Linked DNA regions of Homo sapiens: region 2 is linked to region 1. The links are chromatin contacts, found by Hi-C or POLR2A ChIA-PET in ENCODE. All regions are on one chromosome and are shown on one strand. The core of a region is the stretch at or near the end of the contact, and the rest is flanking DNA. Distances in the headings are between cores, read along the strand shown. Region 1 has its middle 26 kb from the start of RTL6. Region 2 holds the start of LINC00207 (long intergenic non-protein coding RNA 207).

Evidence for each region. A loop is a pair of places that touch in the nucleus more often than their neighbours do. ChIA-PET counts read pairs that join two places held with the same protein, here RNA polymerase II (POLR2A). Pooled maps may share reads with other maps.
Region 2: a loop to region 1 is called in a map of heart left ventricle, with 1.9 times the contacts of the local background. The contact joins the promoter of LINC00207 here to the enhancer-like site in region 1. A Hi-C loop is called at or near these places in 1 of 168 maps with a recorded cell type or tissue (heart left ventricle) and 2 of 50 pooled maps. POLR2A ChIA-PET finds 5 or more read pairs at or near these places in 4 of 52 experiments (MCF 10A, PC-9, SK-N-SH and 1 more).

What each region holds. Positions count from the first base shown.
Region 1 is chr22:44,522,435-44,526,671 of GRCh38, forward strand. No RefSeq gene overlaps it. Among named protein-coding and RNA genes, the nearest start is that of RTL6, 26 kb to the left of the region's middle. Within about 2 kb of position 1,822, at least 8 of the 41 ENCODE cell types and tissues checked have a DNase peak (open chromatin) inside an H3K27ac peak, as active enhancers do.
Region 2 is chr22:44,567,617-44,572,207 of GRCh38, forward strand. LINC00207 (long intergenic non-protein coding RNA 207) reads left to right here and starts at 1,724. Exons shown (of 4, transcript NR_028411.1): 1 at 1,724-1,825; 2 at 2,884-2,972; 3 at 3,760-3,876; 4 at 4,423-4,591. It also overlaps the pseudogene KRT18P23.

The DNA of each region.
Region 1 (4,237 bases), core at 572-3,071:
CCTGCCTCGGCCTCCCAAAGTGCTGAGATTACAGGTATGAGCCACCATGCCTGGCCTCTTCAGCACTTCTGAGCAGGACCAGCTCTTGCAGAGATGCTGCCAACCAAATGGACGTTGTTGGTCTTTAGCGACAGCATGAGCCTGTACAAGCCACTGGCCTCCCTGTGCCTCTGTTTCCACATCTGCAAAATGGAGACACCACCTTCTGGTGTAGGAGACCGTTTTGGCCCCACGCCACCCCCTCAGCTCACCCTGCCAGGCTCAGCAGAGCACCCCCAATGCCGGGACCCAGGCCACTGCCCATGCCCCGCCCCTAGTGCCCTCCAAATGTCCCCACCTCTGTGCTTTCAGGCTTTTTCTGAAGCCAGGAGCTTACTCAGCCTTCCCCCCATGGGGAGCCTGGACGTGGAGGGGAGTCACCACCCTTCGGGACAAACCTCAACTTGTGGGATTGGGGTCAGTGGAGAACAGCCCTGCGTCTTATTGTCAAGGTGCCTTCTACACAGCCACAGGGCCCTGGAGGGGCTGGGCACCCCCTGCAACAGTAACACTCTCTGGGCAGGCTTCCCTCCTGACCTGCCTTGCCCTGCTTCCTGGGACTGCAACCTGTACCAGCACCTGCTTCCCTGGCGGCCCACACAGAGCCGCCTCCCTGATGGGCTTGCTGTGGGATTCGGTGAGTTACACAGCTCATGGCAGGGCAGGAGCTGTCACTGAGAGGTCTGCAGGGCAAGGGCAAGGGCAAGAGGAGAGAAGGGAGGGCGCCCATTTGTGCTTCGAAGCAGCCGCCCAGGCCATTGAATGGCAGTGGGCCTGGGGGAGCTCAGAGCATGTCCTAGAAGATGCTGTCAGGATGGTCCAGCCTGGAGATGGGGCCTGGGATGAGGGGCTGCGGTGAAGATGGGGGTAGAGAGGCAGACTGGATACTGTGAAGAGGCAAAGTCCTCAAGATTTGGTGATAAATCAGGAAAAGAAGATGAGGGAGAGGGAAATGTTAAGCATGACCTCTAGGCAGAGCGGCTGAGTGGGTGGTGGTGCCAGCCACGGAGATGGGGAGCTCTGGCAAAGAACCAGATGTGGGGACCACTTCCCACCCTGCCCTGAGGCTACCAGCCTGGCTGTGACCTCTCAAAGGGAAGACTCCATGTCGAGAGAAAAGTCAGAAAGGTCCCCCAGCCCAGACAGTTCAGGGAATTGTTTTCCCTAGAGAGTCATCACAATTTTTTTTTTTTTAAGACGTTTTGCTCTTGTTGCCCAGGCTGGAGTGCAATCACACAATCTTGGCTCAATACAACCTCCGCTTCCTGGGTTCAAGCAATTCTCCTGCCTCAGCCTCCCAAGTAGCTGGGACTACAGGCGTGCACCACCACACCCAGCTAATTTTTTTGTATTTTTAGTAGACACGGGGTTTCACCATTTTGGCCAGGCTGGTCTTGAACTCCTGACCTCAGGTGATCCGCCCGCCTTGGCCTCCCAAAGTGCTGGGATTACAGGCATGAGCCACTGCACCCGGCCAATTCATCACAGTTTTTAAAAGCAATTGAAGTGAAGGTGATACTGAAAAACAAGTCATAATAATGACTGTTTCCTATAAGTTTGAGAGATTAAATTTGTATCAAGCTGGCTATGGCCCCAAGGCCAGAGAGATTGAGTTGTGGATTCCTTTTCTTTCCAGCTCCTCATTTCTACTGAATTAGAAAATCCCATCTCACAATTCCCGACCTTTGACAACGGCAGGCAGCACACTATGGCTCCTTCTGGAAAAGACAGGCTGAGATCACACAAGAGGCAGTCACTTTTGACAGATTTCTTGCAGAAAACGGATCCTGCCACTGCCAGACTCAGTCAAATGCTGGAGAGCAGGCTGCAAGGAAGATAACAGGAAATGGGCTCCTCACCCGCTTTTTCACTGTGCTCAGCTCTGGACATAGTTCACATTTGGTGGCAGCTCGTGGATGTGATCCCTTGTGTCTGATCCTCAACTGCTTTTCCCAGCAGTTCTATGATTTGGTCTTTTTGAGGCATCTGTGACTTTCCTGGCCTGAAACAACGGGTCCGGGGCCTTCCTGGTACTAAACAGACACTAAATGGATCCTCCTTGAGCCCCTGGACATCTGGCAGGGATATCCACTCACTTTATCCGTGTCAAGAAGCAGAGGTTTATGTGCTGTTTCGTTTCAAATCTCTTCGTGAGAATGTGGTGCCTCCTGTCAGTGACCTCCCAGGGAGAATTCAGACGCCTCAGCAGCTGTGCTTCGTCCTGCTGTCAGTGATTCACGTTAATTCCTTCGATGTGAGGCAAAGTTAGGGCATGGAATTTTTTTTTTTTTTTTTTTTTTTTTTTTTTGAGACAAGTCTCACTCTGTCATCCGGACTGGAGTGCAGTGGTGTGATCTCGGCTCACTGCAACCTCCACCTCCTGGGTTCAAGCAATCCTCCCGCTTCAGCCTCCCAAGTAGCTGGGATTACAAGCACAAGCATGCACCACCACGCCAGGCTAATTTTTGTATTTTTAGTACAGACGAGATTTCACTATGTTGGCCAACTGGTCTCGAACTCCTGACCTCAAGTGATCCACTCAAAGTGCTGGGATTACAGGCCTGAGCCCCGACGCCCAGCCAGGCACGGATTTGATGGTTGCCCCTACAGGGAATTAGATGGTGACACATTGTAAGAACCAACTCGAACATGCCTTTTCCAGTCCACACCATGGCTACCAGAAAATTATCATCCTCATAACTTAACTCTGTGAAAAACCTCTTTTCCTGAAACATGGGCTTTCAAAAGTCAAGGAAGAAAAAGGGACTTCTCCCTCAGGTTTGACCAGAAGCTGTTTGGCATGGTGGTTAAGCGTGTGTATGGAGATAGTTGGCAGGGCATGCACCTCTCCACTGCTAGCTAGCTGTGTCACCGTGGGCAAGGTAGCCTGCCTCCATGTCCCTTGGCTTGTTAGTTATAAAATCTAAATAATAAAAGTATCCCGTATTAAATAAATACATAAATAAAATAGAAGTAAATGTTACTGAATGCTTGCAAAGTGCTTTTAGCACTTCCTGGCCCAAGCACGTACTCACAAAATGCTAGCTGTGATCACAATCACTTTCCTCAAAACCATCATGCTTCATACCGAACCTGTCAGGACCTGATTCACCCTCTTTGCAGCAGACGTTTTCCTGGGTAAAGAGAAGTGACCGCTGACAGGCACATATCCAGGAATTGCTCTTCCACATTCTACGTCCGTGCTGTCAGACAATATGCCAGAGTGCCACTTGATAGAGGATTCTGCTGGTCCTTTAGTTTTCTCCCCGAGCATCACATTTGGCACTAATTTGGGGGTTGCTTTCACTACCTCCTCAGCAGCCACTTCACCTCCTCTGCTTTCGCTACAGAAAGAGCAACTTTGAATGGTGTTGTTTTTGTCTCATTTCAGCCTTTATTAGTGAAATTACTCAATTTTCATGGGCACGCCTGGTTTTGTGCTTGAAATGCGATTTCCTTGCCAGAGAGATCCCCACACTTTCCTTGAAAAAGAGATGAAGCGTTCCTCCACTTCAGGAGGCTGTTTGACAAAGCTTCACAACAGATAATGAAGTGCAAGGTCTAAGGGGTGAGTTCACTGCTATGATGCAATCCATTTTTCAGAAACATGGATTTGCTATATTTTAACTCATGCTTGTGTGTTTGGGCCACTTGTGGAAAGTCATCTTTCAGGAGGTTCTCCTCTCAGGACCAACACAGACACCTCTCACTTGATTTACGATTGCGAGCTCATTCTGCATTCTCGCCATCATTCCACTGTCTTAATCACACCGTTGTGCGCTAATGGATCAATTCTGAGCTGCTGAAGCGTTTCTGCAAATTAGGAGCACAACACACTGAATTGTAACTATGATAAATGTAAATTAACTCAAGGAAATAATTAGAGGAACATGACGTGAAAGTATAGCACAGAGACAAACCGCCACCTGGTAGCCCCGTGCTCCCTGCGGCACCCTGGGCAGCGGCAGCCCCTGTAGTCTAGGTGTCCTTTGCGTCTTCCATGGATGGACAGGCCCCAGGGTCTCCAATCACACATGCACATAGTTGAATGAACGAAGAAGAATGCCATGCGGCATCTGGCAGTCATAGCCACCTGGCAGTGCTACGTCTGCAAGTGCAGTGTCCAAGTCACATCTTTGGTAGCTGTCATCCCTTCTAAGGACCTTTTGGTTAAATCCCAAGGGTCCAGGGACCTGGC
Region 2 (4,591 bases), core at 474-2,973, 45 kb after region 1:
GAAGTAAAAGGCCTACAAGCCCAGATTGCTAGCTCTGGGTTGACCATGGAGGTAGATCCCCAAATCTCAGCACCTCGCCAAGATCATGGCAGCCATCCGGGCCCAATATGACGAGCTGGCTTGGAAGAACGGAGAGGAGCTGGACAAGTACTTGTCTCAGCAGATTGAGGAGAGCACCACAGTGGTCACCACGCAGTCTGCCAAGGCTGGAGCTGCTGAGATGACGCTCACAGAGCTGAGATGTACAGTCCAGTCCTTGGAGATCAACCTGAACTCCATGAGAAATCTGAAAGCCAGTTTGGAGAACAGCGTGAGGGAGGTGAAGGCCTGCTACACCTTGCAGATGGAGCAGCTCAACGGGATCCTGCTGCACCTGGGGTCAGAGCTGGCACAGACCCAGGCAAAGGGACAGTGCCAGGCCCAGGAGTATGAGGCCCTGCTGAACATCAAGGTCAAGCTGGAGGCTGAGATCGCCACCTACTGCCACCTGCTGGAAGATGGCAAGGACTTCAATCTTGGAGATGCCCTGGACAGCAGCAACTCCATGCAAACCATTCCAAAGACCACCACCCACCAGAGAGTGGATGGCAAAGTGGTGTCTGAGACCAACGACACCAAAGTTCTGAGACATTAAGGCAGCAGAAGCAGGGTACCCTTTAGAGAGCAGGAGGCCAATAAAAAGTTCAGAGGTTAAAAAAAATAAAAGAACTCTTACAACTCAATAATTTTAAAAATCCGGCTGGGCGGGGTGGCTCACGCCTGTAATCCCAGCACTTTGGGAGCCTGAGGAGGGCGGATCACCTGAGGTCAGGAGTTCTAGACCAGCCTGGCCAACATAGTGAAATCCCCTCTGTACTAAAAATACAAAAATCTAGCTGGGCGTGGTGGTGCATGCTTGTAATCCCAGCTATTCAGGAGGCTGAGGCAGAAGAATCACTTGAACCTGGGAGGTGGGGGTTGCAGTGAGCAAAGATCACGCCATTGCACTCCAGCCTGGGTGACAAGAGCAAAACTCTGTCTGGAAAAAAAAAAAAAAATTAAAAGTTCCCAAAAATGGGACAAAGATTTAAACAAACACTTCACCAAAAAAGATACATAAATGGCAAATAAGTACATAAAAATCATCTTCAACACCATTAGTCATTGGGGGAGGGGAGTACACATTTTAGTCACAGCAAGATACCACTACATATCCACCAGAATGGCTAAAATTTAAAGACCCTAACAAGTGTTGACAAAGATACGGAGCAACTAGAATGCATACATTGTTGGTAAGAATGTGAAATGGTACAATTGCTTTAAAAATCAATATGGCAATTTCCCGTAAAGTTAAACAAAATTGCTGTGACCAAACAATTCTATGTCTAGTTATTTATTCAATTAAAAAAAAAAGCAAGCACATGTCCACATAAAAACTTGTACAAGAATGTTCATAGCACTTTTATTTGTGATAGCCAAGAACTATTAAGAACTCAAATGTCCGTCAAGAGGAGAGTGGATAAATATTCCATTCTAAACCATGGAAGATCATTTAACCACAGAAAGGAGCAAACCCCTGAGGCCTGCAATACATGGATGACTCTCAAAAACATTCTACTAGGTGACAAAGCCTGATATAGAAGAGTATGTGCTGTGTGATGTCATCTATATGAACTTCTAGAACAGACAGGGCTCCTCTATGCTGATAGAAATCGGAACAGCACGGCCTGCAGGGGATGGGGAGGACAGGCGATGGAGACGGGGATCAGATGGGAGGGTGACCTGGTGAGAGATTTTCCAGCTGGCAGAAATGTCCTCTACCTTGAGGGAGGCGTGTGACATGGGAGTAAGTTTGCCAAAATTCATCAAACTGTGCTAAGATCTGTGCACTTCACTGAATATAAACGTCATTTAAATGTCTACTTCATTTAAAAAACAAAGAAGCTGATTGGAAGTGCTGAGCCCTTGGGTAGCGTTTTCTGACTGCGGTCTCCACTGCAGGTGATCTGGCGGATTGCTTCCCCGGGGGGTCACTGGGGGTCAGAGTGTGAGGATTTCCACTAGGAAGGTCAGTGGAACTGACCCCAACCAAAATGATCCCCCAGCTCCCCCCTGCTGCACGTGAGGCCTGGCTGCCGGTTTTCCGGGGGCTGCAAGGAGAAAGAGGCGGGGGTCTCCAATACTCAGTACATGCCCTGCTTTTGGAGTGGCATCCCCCAGTCCAGAGGCCTCTGCCAGACCCTTTCTTGATAATAAATCTTGGGGTTTCTGCCAGGCTCAGGGAGGGGCAATCTCCCAGTTGTGTAAGCAGTGGGAGTGGATAGCTGTCTCTGTCTCTGTCCCTCCCGTGAGAGGAAGACTAACTGCTGTTGTTTGAAACAATCCTCCTTCACTCCCCTCCAGAAATATCTGGCATCTCCATCCTCCCAGCCCATTGTTGCTTCTCATCTTTGCATGCTGCTGGCCGGCCATGTTTCAGCTTCTCAAGCTCACCTAGTGGGTTACGGCTCATCCACCAGGTTTCCAGTCTCCAAAATGTTGGTGCTTGGGCCTCCTCCCCTTTTCTCTTTCTGCTTGAGGGTAATGTCCGTAAAGTGATCTTTACCATCATTTTAGTGAGGGTTCAAGAAGAGGCAAATGTACATGTGTGCATCTGTGCCACCATCTTTGTCAGAAAGTCCAGTCTTTGCACCTTTTATCCTCATGGTTGCAATGTGGCTGCTCCTGCTCTGGGCATCAGATCCACATTCCAGGCAGGAAGAAGGGTGTGTGCCCCTGAGACCATCCCCTTTTATGGGAAATTAAACTGGCAGACTTCCTCTTATGTCCATGGCCACTCCTAGCTGCAAGGGAACCTGGTAACACCTATTTTTAAGGGGGCAAACTTTCACTCCAACAAAACAGGTTCTGTTTAAAGAGGAGAATGGATGGTTACACATCCTGCTTGGGATCCAATCACTGAACCAGAGGGGAACACCGTGCATGATGGGCTGGTAAGGCGTGGGGGTCAGTACAGCATGACACAGAAGGTGAGCTGGCTCCTTGAGGGAAAAACAAAGTGCTGGCCCCAGAGGCAAGGAAGGGTTGCTGGCGGGCAGAGAGGACGCTGTCCGGAGCCCACAGTAGATTCTCCTTGATCATTCACTCCCAGTTCCCTTCCTGCTCCTAGTTCAGTCCCTGACTCCTCTTCTCAGTGCTGTCACTGTCCCTGTCCTGGGACCAGGGTAGGGGATGGGAGGAGAGGTCTGCACGTTGCTGAGCCTTGTGGAAAGGTGACCGTGGACCTCTGGGAGGATGATCTCATCACTTTCTGAAGGAGGCGTCGAGCTGAGATGCTAACAATAGCCAAGCACGATGCCGGCCTGATTGGAGAGGCTAAAAAAAGCAGCTCATTCCAAAGCCTCATCAGGGAAGAAAAGGGCCACGAAGGCAGGTTTGCAGGGCTTTAGGGAGGAGGGGGAGAGGGATGCAGAGGGATGAACTGAGTGGCCTGAGTCTCAGCACAGCTGTGGCCATGGGCTGCCTCCATGTCCAGGAACACCAGGTCTGCCATGCACCACCCACCTGCCCCCATGTTTGCACAGGGCACCGGGGAAGACCTTCAGCCCTACTGGGCTACCCCTTGAGTACCCTCTCCTCCCACATTGGAAGGTCTTCTGCTTCCTGGAGCTTGGCCTGCCTCGGGAGGAGGAGAAAATGGTCCATGTCCCCAGAGAGCCCATGATGTGCCGGCCTAGGTGAGCACTCTTCGCACCTCATGCCATGGAACTTTTGCCACAGCCCTACCCACTTTACGGATGAGGAAATGGAGGCTCGGGAGATGAAGCTGGCAGACTTCCTCTGGAACTTCCTCTGGACATCTGGAGGGACGTCCTGTCAGCAGAGCAGGCTGGACTGGTGAGTTTCCTGCTGCTGGGAGTCCTGGCTAATGTGTTCAGCCCCCACTGACCTCTCTGTGCCCTTGATGTTTTTGAGCCTCATGGTCTGCCTCCCACCAACATCTTCTGTCTCCTCCCCCATGCCCCAGTGGCAGCTGGTGTAGAGGGTGGCAAATGACAACCTCAAGGCCAGAGAGGACCATAACATGCCCACAGCCACACAGCCAGTAACAGGCAGAACTAGGGCTGGAACCCACATCGCCTGCCTTCTGGCTTCTTCCTTACACCATAGCACAGCAGAGACAGCATCAGAGGCGAGGCTGGACAGGCCAGCTAAAGGAGGGTGCTCGGACCCTGCCCCATGGCCAGCAGCACCATGCCTAGCTTTCCGCCATAAGCCTAGAGAGAAATAACGAGGCCCGAACTTATCTGCACTGAAAAGGCAAAGTTACAAATAAAGAACGGCTTCAAGCCCGATGATTGGAAACTTAGCTGCGTTGCCATCTGTCGCAAATGCCACCGCGTTCTTCGTAACCCCCGATGACAATTTCCTCTTCATTTTCAGCTTCACAAAGAGGATGCAGCCCCACCTCCCAGCGGGAGTCAGTTCTGCTCTGAGACGTGAGGCTCAGAATCAGATGAAGACTCCTGCTGCTGCATCTTGAAGATAATGATGCTGTTGCTCCCGGCTGGAACCACAGCAGTGGCGATGAGTGAACAGCCAGCAGAGTGGA